2 separate regions of the Homo sapiens genome follow, and region 1 is linked to region 2. Evidence: chromatin loops called from intact Hi-C (ENCODE). Cell type or tissue: PC-3. All regions are shown on one strand. Links, peaks and the distances in the headings refer to the core of each region. The heading gives the core; the rest is flanking DNA. Region 1 has its middle 130 kb from the start of TRIB2. Region 2 overlaps LOC124905974 (a long non-coding RNA gene).

The links. A loop is a pair of places that touch in the nucleus more often than their neighbours do. Peaks named below come from ENCODE experiments on the same cell type or tissue, not always from the same donor. Only the 100,000 strongest peaks of a DNase experiment are listed, where the experiment ranks them.
Region 1: a loop joins it to region 2, with 2.9 times the contacts of the local background. A loop is called at or near these places in 7 of 110 quality-filtered maps.

Annotation. Positions count from the first base shown.
Region 1 is chr2:12,580,634-12,596,894 of GRCh38, forward strand. No RefSeq gene overlaps it. Among named protein-coding and RNA genes, the nearest start is that of TRIB2, 130 kb to the right of the region's middle. In PC-3, for the core only: no CTCF peak of the experiment used is centred there; a DNase peak (open chromatin) is centred at 7,818; H3K4me3 peaks cover 344 bases; H3K27ac peaks cover 1,029 bases.
Region 2 is chr2:12,694,905-12,711,165 of GRCh38, forward strand. LOC124905974 (a long non-coding RNA gene) reads right to left here. Exons shown (of 2, transcript XR_007086222.1): 1 at 13,622-16,261; 2 at 2,960-9,461. Among named protein-coding and RNA genes, the nearest start is that of TRIB2, 14 kb to the right of the region's middle. RefSeq lists a cis regulatory region at 10,771-11,250. In PC-3, for the core only: no CTCF peak of the experiment used is centred there; DNase peaks (open chromatin) are centred at 7,417 and 7,937; H3K4me3 peaks cover 1,727 bases; H3K27ac peaks cover 4,942 bases.

The DNA.
Region 1 (16,261 bases), core at 4,240-12,239, 110 kb before region 2:
TCTAATCAACTGTAAGTCTGCAATATCTGCTGTTTTCTCAGGCCCTTCTGAAACTGCTCTCCCCCTCAATCCAAGACAGTAAATTAAAAATAATATTGCATTCCAGGGCATGTAAAAAATGAGTTTCGTTCATAACTATCTAAATGATGCATTGATAGTGGTCCCTACCAAATACCCAATCAATTCATCAGTCCAGCCCCTGCAGAAGCCAGATGAGCCTTAGAGGAGGGGAATGTACTACCACCAACTATACCAAATATAACTCCAATCACAATCGCAGTCTCTGTTCCAGATCAAGTATATTTGATAGAGAAGATTAACATGGTTTCAGTGCATGGTTTGAGGCCATGTATTGTGGTCATTTTTTCTATCTCTATCTGAAAGAAGATAAAAAGTTGTTAATATTTACATTGAATGGACAAAACTACACGTTCATAATTGTGCCTCAAGGCACTATGGATTCCCTCCCTCCCCTACTTTGTCAATAATACAGTCTGAAGATGTACTGGACTGTCTGACATCCACAGAGCATCACATTGATCATCTGCATTTATACGTCATGCTAATTGGATTGGAGGAACCAAAGGTGGCAACCTTTTTGGGAGCCTTAGTAAGACACACACAGCTGAGGGTGGAATATGAAACCTACAAAGCTATATGGCCTGCCACACTAGCAAAATATTTAGGAAGTCAGTGTTCAGGGCAAACCAGGATCCCACCTGTAGTAGTTGCCTGTAACTGCCATAACAAATTATTTAAAAATGGGTGGCTTAAAATAACAGACATTTATTCTCTTACAGTTTGGGGGGCCAGAAGTCCAAAATTCAGGTGTTGACAGATCCACACATCCTCAAAATGCTCACAGAAAAATTCCATTCCTTACCTTGTCCTGCTCTGGGTGGCTTCCAGCACTCCTTGGGCAGTGTACCCCCCGGGAATACTGCTTTGGCTCATGTATAGGTGACATGAGATGCTGCCAGCCTTGAGTGGGGCCCAGAACAGGAAAGTGCACTGTAAAAGGTTCAGGCTGTAGTTCAAGCGGCCATTACCCTTGGGCCATATGACCCAGCAGATCCTAAGATATTAAAGGTATTAGTGGTGGGATAAAGAGACCATGGAGAGCCAATGACAATCTCAAGGGAGAGCATCACAGAGCAAGCTTCTTGGACTCTGGACCAAGAATGCCAGTGGATACTTTGCCATGCATATGCAGTGGAGAATCACCTTTTGAAAAACAACTGCTGCCATGCCACCAACCCCAATAAAAGTGGAATATCTATGCATGAGACTTTTTTGACCCTGAATGATGAACTGCCCACAATGACGTAGATTCTGTCGGAACACACCGTGTTATAAAATTAGACGCAACTGGCAACAATAGTGAGAAAATGAAGTGTAGCATAGGCAGGACCAGGGGCAGAGCCAACTGCATGCAAAGGGAACACAGACCCCATGCCACCCACCGCTGATGCCCCAGCACCCTCCCTCATCATGCACCAGTGCCACATGGTGTGATCCCGCTTGGTTCGCAGATGGGTTGGCTCTGAATGTGGCCCAAGTCAGAAATAACAGCCTTTCTTGGAGGCAGCCTTGAAAGACAGTGATGAGGGGAAATGCACTTTGGGAAGAGCACCTAGTTGTGCAGTTGTGGAAAGAGGTGTCCTAACATGAGACTGTACAGATTCATAGGCAGCAGCAAATAGCCTGGCAAGTCTGAAAAAATAAATAAACAAATTTTGCAATGAGAAGGACAAGGAGGGGTGGGATAGAGGCATTTGGAATGTGAATGGTGTATGAAGATCTTGGAGTCACGTGTTAACACCCACCACAGAGCGTCCACCAGAGAAGAGGTACTCAATATCCAAGTAGACAGAATGTCAGCCAGATTTTGTCATAGACCAGTGTTAGCACAGGGACGTATGGCCAAAGCAGTGGCAGTGATGGAGAGCCTCCACACGGACCCCACAGCAGGATCTCTCACTGACCAAGGCTAGTGTTGCCACTGAGTGTCAACATCAAATGTAGAGGCCCACACTGAGTTTGAAGACCAAACTGGTCACTTGGTAACAATTGACCAAGTGGGCCCCTTCCACATTGCAGATGCCACCAAGTCACTGAGAGAAATTGGTAGATATTTCAGGTATGGATTTTACTTACCTGAGGGTGTCAGACAGCCCCAGTGTCCGAAGCCTTACAGAGTGTTGGCTGCTTGGCACAGGATTCCACAAACAACTGTCAAAAACTAGTGAGGCCACCTAACAGAAATGCAGGTGAGGGAGTGGGCCAGTAACTACAGGAATGACCTTAACAAATATTACACCAGCTAAAAGCTGCAGGCCTGAAAGAACACTGGAACAGTGAAAACACAGCTGAAGCAACGGCTCAGAGCTAGAGAATGGAGTTCACATCTCTAGGAAGCAGTGTATGCACAAAGCAGGTTCGATATATGATGCTGTGTTCCCAGTAGGAGGAAAATAGGAGTCCCAGGCACAATGAAGTAGAAGCAAAAGTGGCAACTCCTCGAAAATTCTGAAAGAGAATCCTTTCCAATCAGTGTTCCATAGCACCTAGATCATCCATTATGCATGCCTATGGAATAGTCATTTTTAGATGTTCGCAGACCCAAAAAATTATCTGCCATATGCACTTTTCTAGATAGCTATTCAAGGAGGAAACTTACAAAAAAAAAAAGGAAGACACTAAAAAACATGAGATTCATTAAACTAGGAATTCAACACAAAAGAGCTGGGGGGTCTCCACAGGACGGTGAGGGGAGATGTTAGGCAGCCATGCTCCAGGCTGAGTGAGGTACCAGTCTCAATGGATAGAAGCCTCTGGGAAGGACGTCTTCAAGCAGATGAAACTTTCCTAAGATTGGATACACTCCACTGTATTATAAAGAGATTTTATTTCTGGGGAAGAATTTGGGGAAGAATTAGTAATAATTAATAGAAAAAAAGAAAGATAAATTAGACAACTTTAAGAAAAACAAATTTGTGTAAGAAAATTCATTCAAGTGTCCTGTGTCAATCGTGCCTAGCATTTACATGGCCATAATAAAATAAGCACTACATTTTGTACCCAACTAAAATGAAAATATGGGTAGGTTGGAAGGATGACAGGCCAGGAAGTATGCACGAATATGGCAGGGAGAGGGGTATGAAAGGGGGGTTAATTCCCTTCTTCAAGAGCCTAATTTTTATTTAAGTGCAATTTGGTGGAAGGTTATCAGCCTACACACTGGAGCATTATCAGAAAGAAGTCTATTGCATTTGCTTTGGAGATGTTACTAAACATTCGTTTCTTTGTATGGTCATGTCACTCGTATGATCAATTATAAGGTAAATTTTTCTCTGGTCATTTTACCAAGTAAAGTTATATTTCCCTTGAGAAAAACGTGCTTTTTTTTTTTTGTTATAGACACTATGAATCATACACAAATCAGTTTTCACTCTTTTGTTTTGAATTTTAATGAATATAGAGGTGGCTTTGCATTATGTTTTTATCATACATATAGAATGTTCTGGCATTCATCTTGCATACTAACTTCACTGCTGATTTATTATATTTTCTGACCTTCATTTTCCTTTCTCCATGCTTTCTTCAATTACAAATTCTTATAATGGCTATATTTCTTCAAATAAAAGAAATTATTTTGTTTTGGAATGAGGCAAGGTTAGAAGCAAACATATAAATAAATGCGACTTTGAACAATTAATCAATTTTGGATGCACTTTTTGTAATTGCTTTGCCTGTTTGTACTGTGCAGTCACCATATCTTCCCACTGGAGCATAAATTTACAAACTTCATGCAAATGCATTATTTGTAATAAAACTGACTCATGAGCATTAAAAGCCAATTATTTCTATACATCTGCTGGCTATGGCTGGCAATAATTGTGCGTCATTCAGATTTGTGGCTGTGTGTTTGCCTTAGTAAGATTTTAATCACTCATTAATTTATGGTTTACAATATGCATCATGGGCGCCTGTATTCCCCAAACTACCTCAGACTTACAAATCGAGAAGCTGCAGAACTTGGAATTGTGACAACAGAGGCCTCTTTTAAGTTGTGTCTTCATGCCAATGTCTACTAGAGGATCATAGATGAAATAAGACAACCCCCCCACCCACCTCAAAACACACTGAGTACAATTGATCTTCCATTCCATTGATGAATTACTTTTTCATTTTTTTTATAATACCATACTATGCATTTTTATGTTACTTTTTTATTTGCCAGTTAATGACTTCTTGGTGGCCTAACCTTTGTGGAGACAGGGTCCCTATGGAAGGAGCATACTTTCAAATTTTTGTAGAAGGGGACTTAAATCCTTTTTCCGATTCTTGTTGCAAAATCTTAGGCAAATCACTTAGTGTCTCTGAACCCATACCTATGAAAACTTTTTTAAACAGTAAAAGTGCAATATCAGTAGTAGTGAGGATTTTGATGAATGACAGGCCAGTCTCTGAAGGAATTGTCCTTAACTATGGCAGGAATGAGCTTGGGGAAAGGACTGGTGGTTGACTCCCACCTAAACCTCTGAAACAGAGCATTCTAACTAGAAAAAAGAGATGCTGGAAAATGCTGCTGGCCACCTCCACTCTCCAACCCTCTCTCCATCAAGGGCAGACAGAGAATGAGAAGCAGAATGCTATGAATAGTGCATTTTTAAATGCCCCACACTGATAAGAACAAGAAAAAGTACAGATTGTTTCAAATATACAGAAGCTAGGATGGGAGGACAAAAAATTTCTGATGGTTAAAAAACCATATTGAAGGAATGAGAAAAAATATCCACCTTCCCACAAAGCAGTGCAAGATAAAGGTCTACCACACACTAGACATTTGGCTAGGGACCATGCTTATTGCATAGTTTAAGATGTGAGGGGACATTAAGGTGGCACCCAGATGAATGATAAAAAGATCAAAGTGAATACACACTCCCTATCTGTTGGCAAACAGCAGAGATATATACGTCTTATCTCATATAAGAAAAAACTAGAAAAGAACAACAGAAAACAACAACATGGGCTGTATGAAAACATTCTGACACATGACAAGGTGAGACATAGCAATAAAGATTCAGAGAAAAGCAAAATAATTCACTACAAATGGCAGAAAAAAAGTAGAATGCATCTGCTTTGTGTTCTCAGTATATAAAAAAATATTGTTGCTATGAAGTAAGACAGAATTTGTGTTGGTCAAGTGGAAAATAAGGTTTTAAAGGAGCTGGCAGAGTTACGGAGAAAATGTAATTAAACTACAATATGATATCAAAAAATAAAATATACATTGGAGACAGTAAACAGCTGAATTTAGACTTGTTCAATCACTGATGAATGCAAGGTCAGCAAACAGTGGTTCACAGGCCTAATCTGGTACATCCCTGTTTTTATATTGCCCATGAGCTAAGAATAACTTTTACATTTTTAAATGGTTGAAAAAAAAACCCAAAGAAGAATAAAATTTTGTGGCATACGGAACTTATATGAAATTCAAATTTCAATGTCATGCATAAAGTTGGATTGGAACACAGTGCCACTCCCCCATCCATTTACATATTATCTATAGCTGATTTCTGGATCCAAAGGCGGAATATTTGGAATAGAGATCATATAGCTCACAGAGCTAGAAATATTAACTATTTGACCCTTTAGAAAGAAGATTTGCCAACTTCTAATGCAGAGGACTTATTAACTAGAGAAACATGTTCTCAAAAGTGACATTTCTTTTTTTCTTTTTTCCTTTAGTGCGGTTGTGTTATTAACTTGAAATGCAGTTTGGTTACTTTGTTTCTGTTCGCATTCCATGTGGAGTTTTTTTCTTCCGTTCTTATTAATTATATTTGCGTATGCAAAATATTAATATAGTTCTAAAAGTCAGATCTAGTAGGTTCTTGAAAACTGGACTTCAAGCTAAATGATGTATAATGAAACCAACTTTACCACAGGCTAATTGATATAAATAGGACTTAAGTTCCTGCAGCATATTTCTAATCACAAAAACATCATCAAACTTCTAAATAAAGAGCAAAACACTTCTAATATTAAACATTGAAATTAATATGAGCTATGCACATATTTAAGAAAGATGAATAAAAACAAGTAATAGTGCTCAATAAATACGTGTGTCTTCATTCTGCTATCTTATAGAAGCATAGTTAAGAAATATACAACAACTAGAAGTCAGTCTTGGGGTGCATTAGTTGTATATAACAAATGTACACAGATTTGGTAACTTAAAACAACACAGATTTCTTATCTTACAGCTTCCGTGAGTCAGAAGTCCAGGTACAGCGTAACTAGGTTCTCTGCTCAGACAATCAAGGTGTCTACTAGGACTGTGAACTCATCTGAGGCTTGGCATTTTCTTCCAAGCTCACTGTTAGTTTGCAGAATTCAACTCCTTGTAGTTGTGAGACAGAACTCCTGAGGTTCTAGAAGACACCTGTCATTCTCTGTCATGTGGCTCTTTCCACAACAAGGCACCTGTTTTAAATGGCTCGCCTGATTATATCAGACTCACTCAGGATAATCTCTCTTAGACTACCTCAAAGTCAATTAATTAGGGCCCTTAATTACATTTTCAAAATCTTTTCACCTTTGATGTATAACTGATCTAGTTACAGAAGAGATACCCTTCCTATTGCTCCTACACTCAAGGGGTAAGTATTGTACAAGGATGTGGGCCATTGGGGGTCACTTTAGAAGTCTGCCTGCTGCATGGGCTCTTCCCTCATTGTGTGCCTCCTCGGGCTTGCATGCTATCTAGAGGACCCAATCATCCCACAGAAGAATGATGTCAGCAGGAAAGGCCGGGAGTAGAGTGTATGTGCACTGTGTAGCCTGTGAGTAGACCTGGTTGGCTTTGTGACCTCAAGTAAGTCATTTCAAGTATATTTGCTTTTCCTATTGGGAGTCAATTCTCCATTGGGTTTTCCCATTTCTGAAGGTATTGCAAGCAGAAGCACTAAAAGATAACTATATTTTCAAGGATGTTTGTATAGCAAGAAGCCTTGGAAGATATAGATAGCATCATCCTCCAGAGTAGAGGGTAAGTTTGTTAAGTGCCAGGTAAAAGAAAGATAATGTCTTCCTTCTGGGAAAAAATTCCCACAAGTTTGCTTGCAATCTAGTATAAAAGATTTGAGTTCATGAGATTGGAGTTCCTCATTTGTGATGCACACCTGTGCATGCAGCATTCACCTGAGTCCACTTTTGTGTTGCCTCCATTAGAAGTTGGAACAAGGCGAACCAATGCAACCATGAAGTTTATGCTGCTGTCTGTGTTGTAAACAATGGTCCTTTGTCTCTGGTCCAGGAGTCTCATTTCTTCTGCCGGCACTCATGAACCTGCAATAGCTAACTTGCCTGGTTGCAAAGAAAAGAAAATCTCAGATATTCCATGGTTCTTAACATTTCCCCATAGTACCTTTATATGAGGGGTGCTTCCAACTTCACTTGCTTAACACCATGACCTATGGTCCTTCTAACTCACCCTCTAGTATCACTTCCTCCTTGGAAAGTTTCTTAACTCATCCCCTTTCTTCTAGAAAAAGTCATTCACACTCTCTTCCACACAGTACTTCCTCCTTCCTCCTTAACCACAGTTTCACTTTCCAGTTTCACTTTTCAGTTACCTATGGTTAACTGCAGTCTGGAAACATTAAATGGAAAATCTCAGAAAGAAATCATGTTGTAAATTGTGTGCCATTGTGAGTAGCATGATGAAACCTTGTGCTGCCTTGCTCTCTCCTGCCCAGCACTTGATTCATCCCTCTGTCCAATGTATCCACACTGCGTATGCTCCCGGCCTGTGAGTCACTCAGTAGCCATCCCAGCTCTCAGAATCACTGTCCTGGTATTGCAGTACTTGTGTGCAGGAAACCTTGTTTCGCTTAATAATGGCCTCAGAGTGCAACAATAGTGAAACTGGCATATTGTGATCAAGGTTCTATTTTATTATTGTTGTTAATCTCTTACTGTGCCTAATTTATGAGCTAAACTTTATCATAGGTATGTATGTACAGAAAAAAGTGTAGTATGTATAGGGTTCAGTACCATTTGCAGTTTCAGGCATCCAGTGGGGGTCTTAGAACATATTCCATAGAACATATTCCCCACGGAAATGGAGGGACTACTGTATTACCCTTCCACTTATGCCATAAAGGTCAGATTAAAAGGAAAACTGTCTTCCCCAAAACTACACATCATTTTGAGAATAAGGAATTGCAACATATCTAGTTCTATATAAAATCTACTATAGAGGACTTTCCCAAATATTTTACTTTTCAAATCAGATTAGTATTTGGAGAAGAGACATTAACATGAAGCAACCTCAGTAAACATTGGTATTGGATCTCCATAGAAGTCTCTTAACGGGATTATTAACAAAGGGGGCAAAGAAATGTAATTTAGGTGTAATTATTTCTCTGGGGATTGGGAGTTGGTGATGACCTCCCAAGTTCATTTCTTGCACGTTGTCACAAACAAGGATATCAAAACCACTTTAGGAACGCAATTGGGTAAGAGATGTATGTTGCAAAGATCATGAATAGTAAATAGAAACTTGTGACTTGGGAAAAAACTTCCAGTGACAACCTTTTATAAAGATTCAAGAAGATCTGCCTCTCAAACCTAAATAAAGATTAGGCGCACTAGGTGACTCAAAGAGCGCTTTGATTGACAAGGAAGACATGATACTGAGGAGACAGGATGAGTTCAAATAAACTTGCATCAGGAAATGAGCAGAGAAAAATTAACATACTTTACACATGATTGAATGTTAAATGTGTAGCTATTTTGAAAGGTAGATATTTTATTATTTGGCTACCTTAGTTATTTGTAGAGACATTGTGTGTGTGTGTGTGTGTGTGTGTGATCCTATTTTGCACTTCCTGACAAGGAACCTGTGGCTGTCGTTATATTCACAGCTCTGCTGTATTCGGTGGTAGTTAGTAAACGTTCCCTGCATCTTGCACGTGATAGACAGTCTCCACTTCTGAATGAGATGAAGTTAGAGATCATTGTATCCTCAACATTTTGCATCCTATTTGACACACGGTGGTCAGAAAAATTCATGTTGAAAATTAAATTTTTCACCTGAGACATCAATTTTCATCTCTATAAAATAAGGTGATTTGAGCAACCAATCTCCACTGTCCTTCTGGGCTCAGAGGTTCCAAGAGTCCTTCATCTAGAAGCTGCTGGAAATCAGTGCTGTAACTGGCTGCAAATTCCTGTGAGAAGACTTCGTGGAAGTCTCCCCTCAGAGGCCTAATCAAGAAAGCCTTCTAGGGCTGAAAGCCACCTTTGTGACACTGCCCCACCTCCCCCCCTTGCAAAGGGGCCAGGGTTTCTGTGGGAAGAAGGGAAGCTCATGCTTTATGGCATGTTTTGCTAATGTGACAATCAAAGGCCTTCCAGGTGTTAATGGTGGCAACGGTGCAGAAAGCCCAGAGTGACATAATTCGGTTCTGGCTTGTGTTGGTCTGATTGCCTTTTTTGGCATCAGCTAACTCTCAGTTTCCTTTCACCTTTTGGTTGAAATGAACCGAGTGAGCTGAGGCGAAGTTTCCTAGGATTAGGATGTAAACCTGATCTTCCTGTACCCCAGATCCCAGGGCTGGAAATCAGCTGGCTGAGGAGAGGGAGGTGGAGAGGTGGGCAACTACTCACCCCATGGAAGCCACAGCTCTCACCATGTTTAAGAGAGACTGGAGAAGAAAACAAGGTCCACAGAGTCTCCTAATTACAAACAAGGGCCTGTCTCTTCTCATCCACATTAATTAATGCTGTTGCCTGGCTTTGCTTGTACAGAAGCTGAGTGGCTTATTCCGCCTTGCTCATGAAATTCTCAAGTCAAAGCATTCTGCTCGGCTGGCCATGGTGCCTGGCAGCATGGGGACAGACCTTCCCAATTATCACCTCCAGAATAAACCTATTCAGTTCTCTGCAAAAACAAATGACATCAGCAACAATAACCACGCAATCACACTGGCATTTACTTCTACCTGAAATGCATTCCCTGTAATTCAAAACAACCTAGTACAGTGGGCAGGAAAGGTGTTGCTATTTGCACTGGCGAAATGAGAACATGAAGGCCCGGGGGAGCAAAGCAACCTCCTGGGGATAATAAAGTGCATCAGGCAGACTGGATCCTGGTCCTTGGTCTTAAACTCTCAGAAGGAGTAGACTTTCTTATGAAAACCACTTCACTTGAAGTCACCCCAGAACTGAATTTTCCTCACTTTTTCTCAGCCCGTGGTATGGGAAGAGTAAGGTGTTGGGAATGGGTTAGCTATATTTAAACACTAATTCCATGGTTTACTAACTGTGTTATTTAGCATCTCATAAGGACAGTTAATTTATCTATAAAATGATCATAATAATGCTTTTCTCATGGGATTTCTGGATTATATAAATGCAAAAATATAAGTACTTTTAGATACTTAACAAATATATGAGTTCCTTTTTCCTTTCTTTAAGGGACACAGTCCTTCACCATCAGCAATTTTATTTACAGATCTCTCAAATGGCAGGGCTACAGAGAAACATATGAAAAATAATATATTAAGCTATGGGATTAAACATATCATGGAGGGTGCCATGGTAGGGAGGACTTCATATTTTTGAGTTTTCAGTCCCATCACCAAAAAGGATAGATAGGCCCCTCTCTTACCACATGCCAGCTTCTCTTTGGCTGTCAATCTGCAGTTCCATATTGCAGCCTCACTTGTCAGAGATTAGGGCCTCAGACACCAATAAATTCACTGGTTGTTGCTATAAAGGCCTCTGAACAAAATGGGACATGACAAAGGAAACTAATGACAACTTTCCATTCTACATACCATTGCAGGCTGGAGCTCAGACTCCCAGAAACATTCCCTGCACTGAAGGAACCTCCAGTTCTCAGGACCCACTCTTCATTCTCCTGCTCTTTGGGCAGAATGCATAAATTGGTTAATGCTACCTGGACTTTAGCAGTTAAAAAAATTACAGTGTGGAAGGTACTGGTTTAGTTTTAAGCAAACATCTGCTGAGGGCAAGGGACGCACTCACTTAAAAGATGAAACTAGTTTGGGTAATGTACTAGTTCCTTCTCATGCTGCTAATAAAGACATACTCAATACTAGTCATTTATAAAGGAAAGATGCTTAATTGATTCACAGTTCAGTATTGCTGGGGAGGCCACAGGAAACTTACAATCATGATGCAAAGGGGAAGCAACATGTCCTTTCTCACTGATGGCAGGCAGGAGAAATGCCCAGCCAAAGGGAGAAAAGCCCTTTATAAAACCATCAGATATTTTGAGAACTCACTCGCTATCATGGAAACAGCATGGGGGTAACCATCCCCATGATTAAATTACCTCCCACCTGGTCCCTCCCAGGACACGTGGGGATTATGGGAACTGCAATTCAAGATGAGATTTGGGTAGGCACACAGCCAGACCATATCAGGTAAGATATTCAGTATCTAAAGCTAAATAATGAAGAGAAATCAAACAACTTCTTCATAGCTAACTTCTAAAATTCTGTCAAATATTTTCTGGTCAGGTTAACTTCAAGCATATTTACACAGTTTCCTCTGTAATCTAAGTTTTGTTTAAGCTCAGGCAGAGTCAAATTTAACAAGTTTCTGATTCCGGCACATTTAGTCCATTAACATGCCATTTTGTGAAAGTAATATTGAAACAATTCTCTAGTATTTTGAGACTTTCTGAGCAGGAAGATAGATAGGACCAACTATGTACTTTGTGAGATCCAGTGCACATGTGGGAATCCTGGTTCAAAAACTACTTAGAATTTCAAAGTGGTGATAAGAGATTACTAAACTAAGCATGCAGCCTTTCTGAGGGCAGGATCTTATGCAACGTTTCAAAGAGCAATTACTAAAGGTCTTTAGATCTGGGTACTTTCCACAGATTCTTTAAAATACGCATTTAGATCTTACAAACAAGAGATGTATAAAAGTAATGAATCAACAGCCTGGAGAAGGCTTGCAAGTGTTCATTCATTCACTCATCACTCGATTTAATGAGGGCCTATCATGTGTACTACTTGAGACTCAGAATGCAAAGATTTGTAGAGACCAACAATTGCTTCACATTTCGATACACCAGCACAGCAGAGAGTCTTCCATAAGGAAGGTTTTCAGTAAAAGGCTAAGGAAACATATAGTCTGGCTGAGAAGATTCCATGGGTGGAGACTGAATAGACAGCATAGAGTCCAGGGCAATAACTGCCCCCGTAGAAGCATATATGGGAGAAAGCTATCCTTGCCACTTGATTACATTGTAAGGACCACAAAAATCTGAACAGTTCTTGCCACCTTGATTTTTCTTCAGCTGTTATTTACAAGCATAGGACTTCCAAGGCTATGAGTTGGACATCTATAGGTGAGACAAAGGTGGCCCAATCAATGATGCTCCAGGAGTATAGTAGAAGCAGGAGACAGCATACTTAGACCCACTGACTTTCACTTTGCCCAACTCATTACAGATAGAACCTGTGCCATCTTGAAAAGACAAAGGCCACCACAAGCAATTTCTCCACCACATACAGCTCAATCCTTTATTCTAACAAATGGGGTCTGTTATGTTGTATCCTAAGGTTGTGGATATGCAGATGATCATTTATTTTCAATTAATAGTACAGTGTATGGAAAAGGTTGGAACAAGCCTGGGTTCCAAATGAGCCCTTGATCTGCGTTGATGACAAAGCCCATGCAAGTCAGTTAAGTTTCTGAGCATCTCTGATGTGCAAGGAGGGGCCTGATTTCTCTAGCATGGTCCTTTAATTTCTAGAGGTAAGTACTTTTCTCTTAATTTTACTTATAAAGAAGCTGAAGCTAAGAGAAATCAAAGGCCCTTCCCACGTGGGCACTCAGCCTGAGAGGTGCAGGCTCCAGCCAAGCTTTCTCTCCACTGTGCATGGCTGTGGCCTCTGCATCTTTGTCTATAAAATGAAAAACAGGCCCCTCTGCTAGGTATGTCAAGGGTTGTTGAAACTAAGATGTGGGGGTGAATACATAACCACCTCGAAAGCTATGAAGCACTGCAATGGAAATGACCATTATTACTTTTCAGCAAATAGAAACACATTTTATCCAAAAAAGCATTATGAGAAGAAAGCTACATATGCATTATTTTTTATTCCTCACCAAGCCTTAGGGCAATTATGTTCATTTTTATTATCTGATTATATTATGATCTGATTATAAAAATTGTATAGGCTTACTGTGGAAAATACAGATCACACAGACTAAAAATAAGGGAAATTATACCTATAATATCAGGTGTTAATGGTAAATATTTCTATCCTACGTTTTCTGTGTGTGGATCTCTAAAACATATTGTTGAGAGGAAATTACATAATCCATACATGCACATACTATTTGAATCATACCTTTAAAACTCAACATTCATTTATTAATTCAAAGTAGCTGAGCTTCTGCTGTTTCAGGCATGTGTAACATGTCCTGGGAGAATAAGGGAGAGTGGTGTAGAGAATAAAAAAAGCTAGTGACGCAGGTAGATGCAGAGAGAGCAATTGCAAAAATTATCCTAATCAAACCTGGTGAGGGTATTGCTGCAGAAGAATATAGGAAATAAACCTAGAGGATAAATAGGAGTTATTAGGATAAAGCAGAGATAAGGTAAGGGAACAGCCTATATGGTAAGGGGCAGGAAAGAGCATGGTCCACAGGGTGTACAAGGAACCAAAAATAACACCTCTATGGCCGGGGCTAGAAGGACAAATGACATGGGGGGTAGTATGTGGATTTTCCCACATCATTTAAATTTTCTATGAAATGGCATTTTAAATGCCCGAGGCAAGTTTTCACTCCAATACCTCAAAACATGAGAGTACAGACAGCCATCGGTCTTCCCTCTATGCTTATAGACTGGAAGGTTTCCTCTCCCTGAAGACAGCAGATTTGGCAAAACTCTCTGAGGGACATTATTATCATTGTCACCATCCGTCTGTTCCATAGAAATCAGAAAATGTTGCCTAAGAGTGTTGTGTTGGAATATATTTATCTTACAGGTTCTGATTTATCTGCCTATGTCTCTAGCTCTTCCGGATCTTCTCTAGCCCCTTCAAGTCTCAACTTGAGGCTCTCTGGTATTTCCTCAAACCATGGAGCTTTGTCCCCAGCCAGCTTCCAGGTCCAGGCCTGGCCTACAAAGAAGGCCATGACTCACCACCTCCTCGTTCCTAGAAGATTCCCTCCTCGGATCTGGAAGAAAGGCAAGATGGTGTTGAGGACATTGGTGCAGAGGCATGAGGGAGTGAGGGCCACCTCTGCTACTTAGTGAGTGGTTTGGGGCATCACTTAACCTCTTGGAGCCTCAGGGTTTTCACTGGTAAAAGACTGGGAATGGAGATTGTGAGGATTAATACGAAGTGGATGAGGAGGTGAGCAGTGCCTTGTGCTGAGGAGGTGTCAATGAAAGGGAGTCGTTATGAGAACGCCCAGACTTGCAGTCTGCAGCGAAAGGCCTCAGGGAGGAAATGGCAGGGCCCACTCTGTGGATGGGCATTTCCTGACTGGACTGAGCCTAACAATCATGGGATTGATAGGCTCATTTATGGCTGTCCTTCAGGGGTGACTGGGTTTGTGTAGCACCGTAATTGGTGTTTTCATTCTGTGCATGAACCCTAAGGTGAGTTCTCATTTTATAGGAAAGCCGCCAATAAATGATTAATTAAAGCCCTATAAAATATGACTTTTTAAAGCCATTTACTACTCAACTAGGACACCTCAGAAGTTCATGCTATGTTTTTATATCATGACACACTTGGAATCAATTAATTTATATATGTATCCGTTCTCTAAGCAGCCTACTTTCTCATCTCTAATGTGTTTGGATTGTGGTAGGCGCTGGGGAGAAGAAAAAAAATCTAATTTCGATGCAGGGCTTGCTAAGTGGCAAATGCTATTTCATTTCAGCTTTCCGTATCGCCGTTTGAGACAGTTGCTATTGCTATTGTCCCCATGCCATAGAAAAGGACGTTGAGGCTCAGGTTTCTAGGTGGTATTGACAAAGCTACATGGCTAGGGAACACTGGAGCTGGGCCTTGCAGCCAGGTGCATTTGGTTCCAGGGTGTCTGTTCTCTCAACTCACTCACATGATGTCTCCAAGGAGGAACGAAAAGTATCCCCTGTCTTCAGTGGCCTCAGTTTTGTTAAACTAAAGAAGATTCAAATTACGCAGAGGATGTAAACAGTCTAAGCTCCCTATGTTTTCAGTCTTTATGCTGAAAGGTGGAAGTGCATGGCATGGGTTTGGCAGACTAATGGATGGGTCCACTATCTGCTAAGCAAACCAGGATGAATGAGGTGGCTGTGTATGCTAGGGAGGCCACCGTGCTGTGACTAGGAAGGCTATTGGCATTGAGGGGGCAGATTCCATAGGTTCGGTCAACCCAAGTCCCCTCAACTAGGTTCTCACAATAGGTAAATGACCCAAAGTCCAATTTTAAAGTTTTTGTGGTAATGTTTTAAGGAACCTCGGATCCTGCCAAGAGATAGGTGGGTCCTCTCATCATCTCTAAGTTGAGGCTCCACATCCGTAGTTCTCTCCTTGGCCTTCACATTAACATTACAATGATCTGGAGAAGGTTTAGCAAATACTGATGACTGGGGTTCACCCCAAAAGTGTGTATGTCATGGTCTGGGATGCATCCCAAGCATTCACAGCTTTTTCAATCTCCCCAGATGAATCTAACATGCAGCAAGTTTGAAGACTTGGGGAATTCTCTCATCTCCCATACAGTTTGTTTGCCTAGGCACAATTTAGAGGAAGAGTCACACGGTGTCACCTTTCTATTTTACCTGTCAATTTCAATGACCCTTTTCTCCTCATTTCTGGACTTATTCAGTGTCCTCTTCCCTCAGCCTTGTTCAGCCAGCTAATGGCACATACTAATTCCATACTGGGCACTAACTCTTTGGATTTCCTAACACAGAGGATATTTTTTATTTAAAAAGAGGATATTGATGTCTTAAAAACAACAGCAGCAGCAAAAATCAAATCACAGGAGATCAGTGGGGTCTTTTGAAGGCTTCTAAAGGAGTCTGTATAGGAAACTCGGTGCTATTGCTGTGTGCAAGCCAATCCTACCTGGGATGCAAGCGTTCCTTGGAAAACAACCTTCTGAGTCTAAGTAGAAGCTGGTGCCTGAATCTTTAAATTACTTTGTCTTTGTAGTTAAAGAAGGATTTGTTTTTCTTTAGAAGCAAGGCAAC
Region 2 (16,261 bases), core at 4,318-12,317:
AACTTCCTTTATGATCTATCTAGTGAAGTTGAAATGAGTGCAGTCAAGAGACCCCACTTCAACCTATGATTAAATCTGAAAGATGACCAAAAATAACATCTCTTTTCTTGACCCTTTCCAGACAAACTGTAACCAACACTTCTCTTTCAAATGAAAGTATGTAGGATACTTGCAAATAAAACAAAATGTGCTCAAACACTAGCACATAGTGAGAACTAACTCTTCCCAGTCTTGAGTAGCAGTGAGGGAAGTATTTGAGCTGCTGCTGCCAGTCATCTGGTATACTACCCACTGGGCCAGGGCCATAGTGAAGCTTGAAAGTTTCACAAAGTTCCTAGGTCACAAGTCAGATGAAGTGTGTAGAAAACAAGTAAAATAGAGGTTAAATATATACAAAGTATGTAAAAAAAAAAAAAAAAAAGATGCCATTTATTATGTAATGCAACTCTACAGATTTTTTTTAAAGATTTTATTTGATAACAGTTTTCTTTTGCTATTAATCATATTAACATCAAAAACCAAAAAGTATAGTTAATTAATGAAAAGTGTAAATTTCTGTTTTTCAAGAAAATGAATCATGACGTGGCAAAAAATACTCCTCAATGCTTTCTTTTACCATACATGTTGTTGTAATATTAGTAACCACAGGGAAACTGAAAGATCAACTGTGCTGAAGAAACATCAGTATCTATTTCAAAATTATTTTAAGGAAGTGCCTGCCAAGTATGATTTAACATATGATGTGGTAGACAGTGAGATTACAATCACTCTACAGAGCATGACTTTGCAGTTAGATCAAATTATTCCTTAAATTAATTGTACTCACTTTTAAAATTAAGTATTTTTGAACCTGTACCAAGTGTAAAACTATAATTATTAATATGTTGGTTTTACTAGCAGAAGAAATTCATAAAGAGTTAAATAATTTCAGTTTCATTAAAAAATCCTAAAAATAGGAAGTCAGATTAATTTCAATAATAAATTTTTGTTTTTCCATTTTATGGAATCAAAGTAAACCTAATTGAATGTTAAAATGAATTGAAAATTCAATTAAAAGTTCAATATCAAAGATCAAATTATGTGTTTGTGATGTAATGTAAATACAAAATTAAGAAATCTATGGAACAGACTGTCCTTGGAATTTCTTGTGAGATAAACAAAATTAACAATAAAATTCAGAGAAGCTGAAATAATCTGCCAATCAAAATAAAATCCGTCATTGTCAAAACATACAGATATACATATAAACATCTTAAGTAACTAAATTACAAAATTTTTGACAAAGCTAATGTTGAATATTTTTATAATCAGTGTGTGTGTGTGTGTGTGTGTGTGTGTGTGTCTACATTCTTTGTTCTTCTCTGATCAGATTTTAGAAATTTTTGATTTATTCAGAACTATTCTGCACATCAATCTAAGTGCCCTGCAATGCCATTAAACTTTTTGTAAACAGGTCTCTAAATTTGCTCATATTTTATTCAGAATTGGTTGGGAATCTTTAATCAAGGTAGCAAGTGGAGTGCGCCCTCTGCCCAAAAATAAACAACAAAAAACCCTGCAGCTTTTGAAGCTCTTAACAAGTTGTAATTATTAAAAAAAAAAAAAGCTTGCAAATAACAGGACATTCACCTTTGTCCCTGCAAGAGAAAGGAAAGACCTGAATGATGAGAAAAATGTAAATGACGTACAAGTTCTAATAAAAGATTGAAGGAGGAAAGGTGCTATGAATGGAAGCAAAGATAGGAACTGGGACACTATTTGATGTGAAATATGTACACTTTTCAGTATGAAGAAAATTATTAAGAGTATCTTCTGCCAGTAGAATTTGTTCTAATCCTACCAAATACTTCAGCAGCCATAGAGAATGTTTTCACAATTTAAAAAATAGGGTCTATAGAAATGTGTCAGTTGAATGTGTCAAATTTCAAAATTATAACTTTACAATGAAACTTGGAAGAGGATTAGAGACAATTTATTAAAATTAAAGATAAGACCATATTTTTTAAATTTCAGAAAGATACTATGGCATGGTTTTGAAGACACAAATGGCTAAGAAATTGTTCAAAGTAGATAAATATAATCCAAAACTAATTATTCAGGTTAGACTAACTTTTATGGTTCAGATATTCAATATAAAGAAGGGTCGACATTTGTTCAGATACAGATTTGTTTGAAATTTTTCAAATTTTAAAAAGAATTTTACTTTTGAAAATAGGTTTGAATAGAACTATTTTATAGGTCCACCAATATTATAAAATTAATTTGTCATTCAATAAATACATATTTCTAAAAAATATGTAATGTCAATTCTTTTTATACAAATGTCACTCCCCTCCCGAATTGCCCTTGATCCTCAACTCTTAAAAAGTCCAATATTTGGGTTAAGAAAGTTCTGAGTAAGTATCTGCGATGGCAACTTGTGACAGTGTAGGATTTTGATGTGCTTACTAGGTGCTACTTACACGTCGTTAAGTGCCCTTAAAAATCACTATTCACATTTAATTAAGAGTAACCTCCTTTAGATTAACTAGCAAAAAATTTCAAAAAGCTGGCTGAAAACGAGTTGCTCTTTCATGGTCACAAATCAAAAGTAGTTTTAAAAATCTAACTTTAAAGCCATATCATTACCTATGTGCTAGCTACCAGCTAACCAGAAAACCATATCACAAGTCACAACACTTGTGTCAGGCCTGTTCAAATTCTGTCACACTGGTCTACAGAAAAGTGACATGTTTCAGGGTCTTTGCTACAGAATGCAGTGATAGAATGTCAGAGCGAAATGGTCACAAAGAGTTTTAGATAATGATATGCTTATTTTCTGGCACAAACACAAGGGATTTTGATATTTCCTCATTGTTCAAGGTGAATCTGACTAGTCCCCAGCAGGTAAACATGTTACAAAGTCTTTCCCATAAATGGTGAGTCATGTACAGCAAAAGAAAACTTCCCTACTGCATTGTTCTATTAATCATTTGCATCTTTATTGGAGATTTAACCATTAATGCTTCAAGGTTAATACCTTTTAAAAAATACCGCAGATGAGGATGCTGAGGTCAATTTAATGTGGCAATGCATAAGTTATGTCTGTCTTTGGATCCTAAGACATATTTCCTAGTTATAAAACATACATATTCCAAAGGTGTTTTATATTCTATAATCCCAAATATATTGCAACTAAAGAGGGCCATTTAAAGATCAAAATCCAGTAGCAATTCCTTCATGCAACCCTCAAGACTTGACCTTCTAGGTACAATCTCAACAGTTGTGAGCATTGTAATTACTGTTTTCATACAGTTGTGATCCTTTTCATTGGAGAAAACATTTCTACATCTATCACTTCCTTGGATTTTTTAAGTCACCTGTGAGTAGGACAGACCAATGTTATAATTCTCCTTATATATATATAGACAAATAAATAAAATGAGCTACATTTTCCAAGTTTTACTCCTGAAAACAACTGAATGGAAAAGTCAAGATAAACACTTCTCTTCTCTACCCAAGTCTGATGTGATTGTGAAAAGTTACTAGAATAATGCTGGGACATTAAATATCTAATTATCCCTGTTACATACTTTCCTTGTGCCAGACACTAGGATCAATATTTTATATGAATTTCCTTATTTTAATCTAACTAGCAACTCTATGCATAGATATTATTTTCATTTTTGCATATGAAGAAACTGATTCATTGACTAGGCAAAAATCATAGGCTAAAAAGTTATAAAGTCATTATTTTAGTTCTGGGCAGTGGACTGCAAAACAGTGCTTTTATTTGCTGTGCCATATTGCATGGCATAATCTATAAATATTACCTCAACTTTAAGAGAGAATTTTGAGATATTTATGAAGCTTAACATTTGAGCCCAAAGTTTATCTGGATAGTTAAATGTCTAAAAATTATTGAAAAAGATCTAAAATAAAAGGAAGACAAATGTATACACAGTTATAGATACTGTGTGAGCTGCAAGGCAACTGAAAGGCAACTGAAGATTCCAAAAAATTACCCACTTATTATGACTACTTTGTATATGATGAAGTTGATATTTCAAAATGTCAGGGAGGGAATATTCACAAAATAAGGCAGAGATATTAAGTAGCCAATTTGGAAAAAAAATCAGGATGGAGCCATACTTCACACCACACAAAATTTTACATTTGAAATTCTGGATGCAATATGGGCATAAATTATTTATTTAATACATATTTGTGATACACCACTATTACCTAATGCTACATAAGATGGCACTGACCCATTTCCAAAATGATTCTTAGGTCCAGTTGGTCATTTCAATAAAATATATTCTCCTGAATTACAATTATTTTTTATTCAGCAAACACTTACAAAGCACTTTCTCTGGGTCATGCACTAGGATTGCAAAGCTAAAAGGCATAGTCTCTGTCCGTTAATTCTGTCTGGTCTACAAAGAGTTTTGAATACTCATTGATAGCTAAGAAGTTTGCTATAATGCAAACTTAAGGAAGAAGAGGAGGATCAGGAGAAGGAGAAGGGGGAGAAAAAGGAGAAGGGGAAGGAAGGAAGGAAGGAAGGAGGGAAGTGGACTACTAATTAGTCTCTGCATTTAAAAAAAGTACACTGTGGTTGGAAAGATATACAGGTAAATTATTTCAATATAACATGAGAGGTCCCCCCAAAGATGTTACGTGTGACTGTTAAGTATGCACAGAGAAAGGTTGTTTAGCTGAAAGTGGGCGTCCAGGAAGACTTCCTCAAGGTCATGATGCTAGAGCAGGATTCTAAAAGCTCACAAAAGTCAATTAGTGGAAAAAAGAATTGGCACATACTGGATGAATACATATTGAATTGATTGAATAAATAATGAATGATTGAATGGATGAATAAGTAAATGGATGGAGGAATTCAAAATGTCTAACGAAGTTTCTGGACTCTAGGCTTTTAATGACCTGCTGGAGAGAAGAGTCAGAAACATAAGAACTCAATTATTTCCCCAGAAGAAATCTGAAAATAGGTTTTTAGTTGGCATGCTTTCAGCTGCACGTAACAGAATACATGTCTACATGTGGCCTAAACAATCAGTGTTTGTAAATGAGTCTCTAAACACAAAAATTCTCGAGATAGGAATCTGGTATTTCGCACCTCAATTACACTAGATCTCTGGGCAACATCTCTTCAGTTCTCCTGGCTTCCCTTTGTGGTCTCAAGATGCTGCCAAAGCCTTAGGCATCATAGCCTCCATGATAATATACAGAGCAGGAATGGGCTTCTCCCCACGAACCCCTCACTTCTACTGGAGAGGAAAATCTTACCCCAACGTTTCCCAGATAGAATTTCCCTAAGTTCCATTGGCCAGGATTGTATCATATTGCCTTGCTTATTTGCATGGAAGGCTGGAAACATAAGTATCTGGCATTTCAGCTTCTATAGAGAGAATTGGCTTTGACCATTCGTAGATGGGAGAATGGCTGCAGCTTATACAAACAGCACTGCCTGTCATATGAGCTAGGTGAATACTGAAGAGAAGAATTAGTGACACATACATACGGTGCTCCTCCACATGCTAAGGCAACACAGGTGAACATCAGTTCCTACACATGAAACATAATGATAGTTTGGATGTGTTCTGTAACTTTCACCATTTCTTGTGCTTCTGTCATGCAGAGAATCCCCTCTAGCAAAAGAAGTGACTGTTTTTACACCTTACATCAATTCTGAGAAAATCAATGACCCCTTTGTCTTACCCCTTATATAAACTCCAAGAAAATCAGTGACCCCTTGGTCTTACACCTTATGTCAACTCCAAGAAAATCAGTGACCCCACAAGAAAGATGGAACAAAGTGATGGACATCTATGACATGCCAGGCTCTTTACTAGGAATGTGACACATATCATCTCATTCAGCCCTCACATGGATCCTGAGGCAGGGATTAAAAGGAAACTGAGGTTCACAGGTTCAAGTACTTGTCTCAAGTCAGAATACTGAGAGATCCTATAGCTAGGTGTGCATTCCTGGCCTGCCTGACTGTAAATAGCATCCCTCTGTTAGTACATCCACATGTCAGAGGTGATTTCATGTATGTCTGAATATGCTGAACATTCTACTTTTGTGAGCACTCCTGCTTGTATAATTTCTGAACAGTAACAATAGGTAGAAAATGTCTCTTTTAAGTCCCTCCTTGCTTATTTATTACTTCACATTTTAGACCCCATTTTCATAGTCCAAGAAATTTACACATTGTGCAATGACAACTATAAATCACATTCAAAATGACTCCTAGAACTAAAATGCCAAGTATTTGTCTGAGGTTTACAGAAGTTTTCATTTGAAAGATTTACATAGTTTGTTTTGAATCTTACACATTATTTGTTCAACAGATTTTCACTTCACATGTACCATGCATCATGCTCTATACACATGCAGATGTTTATAAACGTTTATTTGTGACCAGCCTCTAATTCAATAAATATTCCCTGATTATTTACCATAGCACCAACATCATGCTAGATTTTGATGGGTTAAAGAAGTAAGCAAAACCTTGTCCTTACACTCAGAAACTCTGTTAGTTGAGAGTCATTCTTCAGCTATTCCAGAGAAAATATTTATTGTGCTTTTTTCCCTAACTCAGAAATGAAATTTATAAAAGCATAAAACGTGTGCTGGTTTTTCTGTTTTCACCCACTCTAGATCCCACTCTCTACCCTTCTTCTTTGCTCTTCTCTGTGCCACATGAGGCCAACTCCTGTGGACAGCTTTCTTCCCTTCCTGAATGGCGTCCAGTTGGACTCATCCAAAGAGCAGCACTAGGGAAATACGTTAAGCTTCAGGTCACTTCTTCCTGGCTCCCTTCTTGCTTAAGACTGTGTTTCTGGCAGGGGCTTCCTCCTCCCAGGAAGATGGCTCCTTCCGGGGTCGGGGGTCGGGTAGAGGATGGCTCTCCACCAGAGATCTGGTTCTCATTGGGTTCCAGTAACACCATTTTTCCTGGGTGTCTTGACCATGGAGATGGTAATAGCAGAAGCTTTTACTCATCTCTGGGTGCCTTCCTCTTCCTTGTTTGTTCTCTTAACTAGCACACACATCTGTGGAGTCCCTTTATTAAAATCTCTTCATCGAAACCACCCAGGGCAAATTCTGTTTCTTGCTGGGACTTTGAGTAATCAGAATATCAGAGCTGATGAAGTTAGAAATTCAATCTCTGTTTCTTATTTTACAGGAATGGAAACTAGGGCTCAGAGGTTTCACTTGCCAGAAGTCACTCGGTCCCTGGGAAGGATGCAAACCAGCTCACCTGGCTCTCCAGCACATGCACCCCAGACCACCCCCAAGGATGTGACCCATTCCTTCTGTGGAGTCTGATCTTCCAAACTTTAGACAACAGCTCCTTCTGCAAGCTTTCGAGCCTGCAAGCTAAGGACATGAATGAACTGAGTCATCCCCACAGAGCTTCATTAATTTTAAGGCAATTTAAGATTTCTGAGTCATAGGTTTCAGTCATTTAGATTTTCCCAGCTGGTACTGTACTTGCCCACACACACTTTTCTTTAAAGATTGCATCTGTCTAGATGTGTGGTTCTGCCCACCCTTCCTCAGTTTCTGAGAAGAAACTCGCCCTCGTGGAGTGCTACATGCAGGGCTAAGCCATTTCCATTTGCCACGTGCATTAGAGTCTTTGCCTGAGGGATTAATGGGATTAGCAGTCTGCAGCTTGATCTAGACTCTATCCACCAGAGACATGCACAATTCCAAATTCTATATCCAACACAATATTTTACCCAGTCTCCCAAGAAAATTCAGTTATGCCATATGGTGACTCCACTCACTGAATAATATTTAGCAACTTGATGAACAAGGACTGAATCATATCTTAACCATCTTGGCCAAATATTGTTTTATATAGCAACAGTATTAGTAATATATATGTTTTATTTTTTACACTAGTACTTCCTGCTACGCCCACTGAAAATTAAGAGCTAGACCTCACTGGAAGTAGACTACACAATAAAAGAGTTCTCGCTCATTAGCAACCTCCAATTCAATATTGCATTGTATGTATGATACATTCAGAATGTCTGCTTTTTCCTTCCTCCAGAGCAGCTGCTGGGATTGAGCAATAGTCTCCCAGGGTAACGCAGCAGGGAATCCTGGGGCATTTCCCAGACACTGAAAACAAAGGATATGTATCCATGGGGAGGATAGGGCTTCAGCTCTCTCCCTCCCACTAAGAAGTTCTCCATATCCTCAGTATGTGGGGGAGAAAATTAGCAAGCCTCTGAGTGAGGAGCCCCTGTGACCCAGGGATTTTAAGAAAGTCGTTTTCCTCCCTGAGCCTCAATTCAACTGTTCAAGAGGGATAATCATGAAAACCCTTTATAAACTGTAATACAATATGCAAATGCTAGGTTGGTCATTTACAATGTGCAGATTCTGTTAAAATTGTACATACATGCAACCATGAGGAAGATGCAATCTGTATCTTCAACCATCTTACCAGTGGAAAATAGAAACTTGTGGAGATAACAGAGATAATTTCAACAAAATACAACTTGGCTAAGATAGAGTTATGAAAAGTAGAGAGACTCTTAGGTCAACATGAAAGTTCCTGAAGTTGCCAGTACCCAAGAGGAATCTTGAATGATCAGCAAGATTTATAGCGGCTATAAGAATATTTATTCCCAGCAGCCAGGGGCATAAGCATCAGTTACTAGTGAGTATAATGCATGTCCCAAAGTGGCAGGAAATAAGGCCATATTTATAGCAATTAAGAAATATTAGCTATTATTACTGTAGCATCAGGGCTTTCTGAAAATCAAAAAAAAGGGATTTCTGGGAGAGTCTCATGCTAAGGCTTCAGCAACTCTTCTCACCCCACCCTGTGGGGCCACTATTGTGCCCATCTTCTGGGAAACTGTTGTAAAATGCTCCCTTGATTTATTACTGAGTATAAAACTAACCCAATACTTACTGATGTAAAATAACCCACTTCTTTATATCATGGTTTTGTGCAGCAGGAACTGGGGCAGATGGCACAACTGGGGTCACTTAGTGATGTTCTGTTGGTTGCTGCTGCTGCTGCTGCTAGAAGTATCGAGATGGTTTTATTACCATGCCTGGAGTCTTGTCAGTTGGTTGGAAGCCTGGGCTCTACCAGGCCCATCTCCTTCTTCACATATTCTTGGGGCCTTTCCTGCTGATTTCTCCGGCCAGGTAGCTGGTTGGATTTATTTCCTGCCACCTCGAAGCTTCAAGAGACTATGGTAGAAGTTTCTAGGTCTCTCCAAGGCAAAGCCTGGGACTGGCCATATGTCATATCTGCCATTTCCTATGGGTCCAAGCAGTCTCAGGTCAGTGCAGATTCAAGTGGAAGGAAATAGACTCCACTTTTTAATGGGAGAAGTGTCAAGTATGTATGGCTGTCTTTACTCTGGCACATTTCTCTCTCCACTTATGGTCACGCTGTGTGTGTAAGAAAGTCTTGTTGATTCCTGTGATAGGAAACAAAAGAAAAAATCTCCAGTAAAAAAAAATAGTGCAGCATAAAAGAGGCTTCTGTCCTTCTTCTGTGAGTTCCTATATGACCCACTGTCCTGTGTCCAGCACCTAGCACAGTGCTTGGCATACAGAAGGTGATCAATCCACAGAACTTAGCTGACAGGATTTTGCTACTATATTGTTATGTGAGTGAATTTCTCACAGTGAACCTTCCAGGAAAGGTGCCAGGGGAATCTTATTGCAAAACTAGCAGTTTATTGGGTTGACAAAGAGAACATTCAATTAAAAAGATTTTTCAGAACACAATGGAATCATTTTAGTTGTGAAATGTGAGCTTAAAAGTTATCATTTTGAAACATCCAACAAGCATTTCAAGACTCCATGGCAAGATGCAGCCCCCTGTACATAGGCACAGATGGAGGGTCCTTGTTGGGCACAAAAAAGCAGAGGCCCCTGTGTAAATCCCAGGATTCTCTGCCCCAGTAAAAAGCTCAGGCTCTGTCCCTAGTGCCAGGCATGTAAAAGAATGCTACATATTGATTTATCTAACAAACAGTGATGACAACCACCATGTGCCTATCACCATCCTAAGCACTGTGAGTATAGAGGGAAATAAGACAGGCTCTAGGTCTCAAAGGCCTCTTGTCTCCACAGTAGGAAATTTTCTGCCCATTCTTAGAGTCTAGGGAAATACTTGGATGTTATGAGGTGGTAGACTAAGATGGTGAGGGGCAGAGAGGCAGAGTCAGCCCACTACCCAACCACGGAACCACTATGCCAGAGGGAAGAATCTTCACAGTATTAGAGAGATATCAAGTGTCTCAGTGTATATCAGTAGCTTTTAGCTTCTGCCTCCTTCCTGTTAAACACAATAATCTCTACCCCAAAATTAGCCTAGAAGAGGGTGTGGCTTCTATTTGGTTTATACTCTGTCTCTGGTTCTTCTCACATTTGCCCTGGATAAAGCAAGCTGCCATGTGTGGGCTGACCTATGGAGAGGCCCATGTGGTCAGGAACTGAGAGTGGTTTTCAGCCAACATCCAAGGAGAAAATGAAACCATCAGTTCAACAACTTTCAAGAATCTGAATCCTGCTAGTAACTATATGAGTGACCTTGGAAGCAGATCCTTCCCCTGTTGAGCCTTCAGATGAGAGCACGGGCCTGGCCTACACCTTGATTACATGCTTGTGAATGATTCTGAGGCAAAAGACTTAGCTAAGCTATGACTGGATTCCTGACCCAGAGAGATGATGATTTTTTTTAAGCCACTAAGTTTTGGGGGATAACATGTTATGTAGCAATACATAACTAATACAAGTGTATAAAAGAAGAATACAATTCAACTAGCTCAGCTTCCAGTCTACTGCACTTTCTACCACCCCATGTGATTTCTGGCTCATAAGGATCTTTCATCTAGAAGCCACGGGAGCATCTGGCTAGAGGAGTGAAGTCCTAGGGTTTTATTTCAATAACTACATGTTTTCATGGTCTGACTACAGCCTTGTGTTTGTTCTCTGCAGCTTCTGTCTCTACCTCAGACAGACCTAACTGCTGTTTCTTATCTCAGCAGACCTGTGTCTTCCTGCCTCCAGGGCTTGGCGCACTATCTTCTCTTAGAAACACTCTTCTATCTTGACCTGCTGATAGTCTACTCAAATTTCAAGGCCAGTTCAAAAGTGTTCCTTCCTTGTTTTCCTGGCTGGCAAGATTCTTCTTCTTCTCTGAATTTTCCATATATATATATGTATATATATAGAAGAATATATATATATATGTATATATATAGAAGAATATATATATATGTATATATATAGAATATATATATGTATATATATAGAATATATATATGTATATATATAGAATATATATGTATATATATAGAATATATATATGTATATATATAGAAGAAAATATATATGTATATATATAGAAGAATATATATATATATGGAAGAAGAATATATATATATGAATACATATATATTATATGTATTCATATATATACACACACACATATATACACACACACATATACACACACACATATGCACACACACACACACACACACACACATATATGCCCTACTCTGTGCCAAGGGGTATTCTCAAGGATAAAATGGCAAATAACATTCCCTGCCTTCATTTATTTTATATTTGATAATTAATTGTAGTATCTACTGTTGGCTTTGCAGTAGAATTACTTTATGCAAATATTATGTACCTCAACTCGATTATCAATTCTGAGGGCAATGATACACACAGCCCCTGTGATGTCTATAGTAACAGAGTCCCAAAGCAGAGTAACTGTTTGTTATGGACTGAACTGTGACCCACCACAAATTCTTATCACAAAACCCTAACCCCCAATATGATTATATTTTCGGAGATAGAGCCCTATAAGGAGGCAAGTAAGGTTAAAATAGATCGTAAGGGTGGTTCCTAATCCAATAGGACTGGTGTCCCCACAACAGGAGGAAGAAATACCAGGGATGCTCAGGCACTGAGAAAAAGACCCTAAGAGGACCTAGCAAGGAGGCAGCCATCTGTAAGCGAAGAACAGAGGCCTCAGGAGAAACCAAACCTGCTGAAACCTTGACCTTGGACTTCCGGCCTTAAGAACTGTGAGAAAATACATTTCTCTTTAAGCCCCCAGGCTGTGCCATGTTATTACGGCAGCAGAAGCAGAATAGTCCTGTCATTGACAAGACTGAGCCAAGTAGTGTAGTCGACTAAGTAGGTCCACAATAGCATGACAAAGCTATAGGCCAGAGGTATCCAATCTTTTGGCTTCCCTAGGCCACACTGGGAAACGAATTGTCTTGGGCCACACATAAAACATACTAAACTAATGATAGCTGATGAGCTTTTTAAAAAAGGTTTCATAATATTTTAAGGAAGTTTACAAATTTGTGTTGGGTTTCATTCAAAGCCATCCTGGGCCGCATGCAGCCCATGGGCCACGAGTTGGACAAGTTTGCTATAGGCCATGGGCTCAGACACATCTGAATTTCAATTTTGTCTCTACCCAACAAAAGTAACTCGTTCTTGTTGAATCTCAGTTTTTCTTGTCTATAAAATGGGGTTAATCCTCCCTGTATTTCACCGTTACCAAAAGGAAGATATGAGGTAGTGGTTGCAAAGTGCTTGTCATAAACTTAATGTAGAAAAATGTATTACCTCCTGGAACCTTCCTTCTTTGCTCCTCCCTAGGGAGTGAGATGGAATCAATAAGATGGCCAGGCCAGATATTTGGAGCCTGTGGCAAAAGTTAAATCCATCATACTGATTCACTCTATTTATTTAAAATCTTGATGGGTTTTTCATCAGAGTTTTTTGCCTTAATATTTATTTTTTAAAATATTGTATGAAAATATTTGTCTTGATTACTGATTTTTTTTTAGCTCCCCCTTTCAATTTTTGCACCTGAGACAAGTGCCTGGCTCTCCATACCCTAGTTGGGATCCTGGATACCTAACTAATCAAGAAAGCCTCCTTTGGCCCGAGCACAAAGCTAACCAGGATTCTTTCATAATATCACAAACTCCAAGAGTCCCTGTACCCCAGATGCTGGCAGGCTGTGGATGGAACACTTTGGTCTGCAATGCAGAATGATTCTCTCATCATCTGGGGACGTAGGGCTTTTCTTATAGCATCAGGGTAAAACTTTTTTCTTTTTTTTTTTTTTGTCTGAGATGACCTAGCAAGGGTCCCTGGTTGGAAGGGAGATGAGCTTCCTACAATGGGATGTTTTCCCAGTCTTATGTGTGCTTTGTCTGTTTCCCTGAGGAATTTTAGTGAACTTAGAGAAAAGGAACATGTTAGCAGCACGTGGGGCTGGCCTGGAAGAGAGGCTCTGCCAGGCCCTGATGAATCCCCATTTTCTGGCTGAGAATCCTTGCCATGCCTTCTGTATGTCATACCCGTATGTTGAGGTTTGTGCCTCTCCCATCAGGCTGAGAGCAGCCAGAAGACACGAGATCATAGCACATCCTTAACTTTCTTGCCTTGCACAGGCTCAGTGAGGAGAAAGAGGCAAGGGGAGAAAGAGAGAGGAGAGGGGAGGTGTTAATTAGGATTCTCCAGAATGACAGAACTATTAATAATAGGATATATGTATATATGAAAGGGAGTTTATTAAGGAGAATTGACTCACACTATCACAAGGTAAAGGAAGTCCCATGATAGATCCTCGGCAAGCTGAGGAGGTAGGAAACCAGTGGTGGCTCAGTCTGAGTCCAAAAGCCTCAGAAGTAGGGAAGCCTTCAGTCTGTGGCCAAAGGCCCGAGAGCCCCTGGCAAACCACTGGTGCAAGTCCAAGAGTCCAAAGGTTGAAGAACCTGCAGTCTGATGTCCAAGGGCAGGAAGCATCTAGCACGAGAGAATGATGAAGGACGGAAGACTCAGAAAACCAGCTTATTCCACCTTATTCTGTCTGCTTTGTTTTAGCCACGCGGGGCTGGCAGCCAATTGGATGGTGCCCACGTACATAGAGTGTGGGTCTTCCTCTCTCAGTCCACTGACTCAAATGTTAATCTCCTCTGGCACCCTCACAGACACACCCCAAAACAATACTTTTCCAGTTATCTAGGCATCCTTCAAACTAATCAAGTTGGCATCTAGTATTAACCATCACAGGAGGAGAAAGAGAAGTTTAACTAATGTGTTTATATTAATATTGGCCGTGGTGGTGGTAAGAGCCTACACTCACTGCCAACCAGACAGAAAGTGAGCACTTTACCTGTGGACCATCTAAACCTGACAATCACTCTATGAGGTCTGTACTATTATTGTGTCATTTTAAAGAAGCCAAAAGTAAGATTTAAGGATATTATAGAGTTTACCTAAGGCCATACAGCTACTGAACTTCAGAGGAAGTACTCAGGCAAATGCTTGGCCTATTTAATGATAGTTGGTTGACTTTTGCATTCAGCTTTTTTCTAGATGTGGTTTCCCCAGGGTCTGTCAGAGATCACACCTTGGAGTCACTGAGCAGCTGTGCCATTTAGAAAGCTGTTTACTTCCTGGAGTCAAAATCCTGTCTAACTCACATTTGTTAGTAAGCTCTTTTATTGAATCATGTGAAATTTGAATGATATCAAATTTCATATTGTCCAGAGTATAGAAATTATAGTTTTTAACTGCCTAAATGAAAAAATATGAAATCTGTTATTTGTCTACATTTTTGTATTTTATTAACCACAAAAGCAGGTGTAAATATTTGTAATGAGAATGTGGAGATATGGGTGAGCCAGATTGTTTATTCCATCCATAGTCTACTGAGTAGATTACTTTACATAGAGCTGAGACTCCATGCTACACTTGCTCTACTACAGTCCACCTGAGGATCCAGGACTCACAAATCAGAAACCACTATCCTACAGATGTCACCTTTTTGTTCAGACATGCTTTCCTGTTTAGCGATGGCTAATGTTGCATTCACATCAAATTCCATGCACAGGGCCCTGATGCATGATCCAAAAATTGTCTTAGATTTAGAATGCTATTTGGACACAGAAGGTAATAAAAAGTGGAGCAAAGGGGACAAAAGGAGAAAGTGCAGGGGGAGAGAACAGGGAGTGGCAGGAAGGAGAACTGTATCATACAAAGATTGCAGGATTTTCCACTAGAATGACCAGGTTTGTGTTCACGGGCTAGTAAATTCCTTGAGACGCAGGTTTCTTCTACTGAGGCTAATAACAAAACCTCTTTTAAGGAGTTGTTGTTTGGATTAAATAAGACAAAATGCATAAGGGTGTTTGTTAAATTGGCAAGCCTGGTACACATATTAATTCTCTTCAACCTTAATCTGAGTTCTCAGGGTCATCCAAGGCCAAGTTGATGATTGATTTGGTGCCCAAATTGGATGGAATCTCAATGCATCGGTGTTCAGATATTGGTCTACTTGTTACATGCCTGATTTTCCCACACTAAAGGTTATATTGTAAAAGCTGAAGGGAATCTTAAGTGATAATTTGATTTTGCCTATTTTCTTCATAAGGAAGGTATTATTATCTCCATTCCATCCAAGAGCAACGATGGTCAGGGAAGTTAAATACCATTCAAGGCCTCTGAAGCTTGTGAAACCAGGGGTGGTCTGGACCCAGGTCTGTCTGCTCCTTTGAGGTCTGTGTGCTAGGTGTGGGAACGCGCACTAGATTTACCAGAACACCCTTCAAATGGAATCATTTACAGTAACCTAGCACTCTACATAATATGTAAATTTGTAGCACTTCCTGGACTAGCTGCTTCATTTTACCTGTTTTTACTTTTTTTATTAGCTGCTCAGCAATACTTAACAGGACGGTAGGCAATTTGCAACACTCAGAAAATTCCCATATGTTGGGTTTCCCACCCTACTCTAAGAACAACAACAAAATTTTCTTGTATCTCATTTCACTTGTGAGCACACAAGAGCTATTTTCCTGTATGAGAAGAAGAGTTACAAAACCAGGGCCTAGAAAGAAGTGGTGCTAATATTACTATTTCTTCTGTATTTATACCCTGGTCTTTTCCCAGTGGACAATTTATCCAGAGACAAAAACACATCCCCAGCCTAGCCATGGTAAAGTAAGCAAGTGAGCAAACAAACAAGCAAAAAGGCATAGGTCACTCAAGTGGAAAGTCCTGCAATTTTTGTATGATACAGTTCTCCTTCCTGCCACTCCCTATTGTCTCCCCTGCACTTTCTCCTTGTGTCCCTTTTCCTCCTCTATGACCTACTGTGTCCAAATAGCATTCTAAATCGAAGACAATGATTGGATCATGCATTGGGGCCCTGTGAGTAGAATTGCAT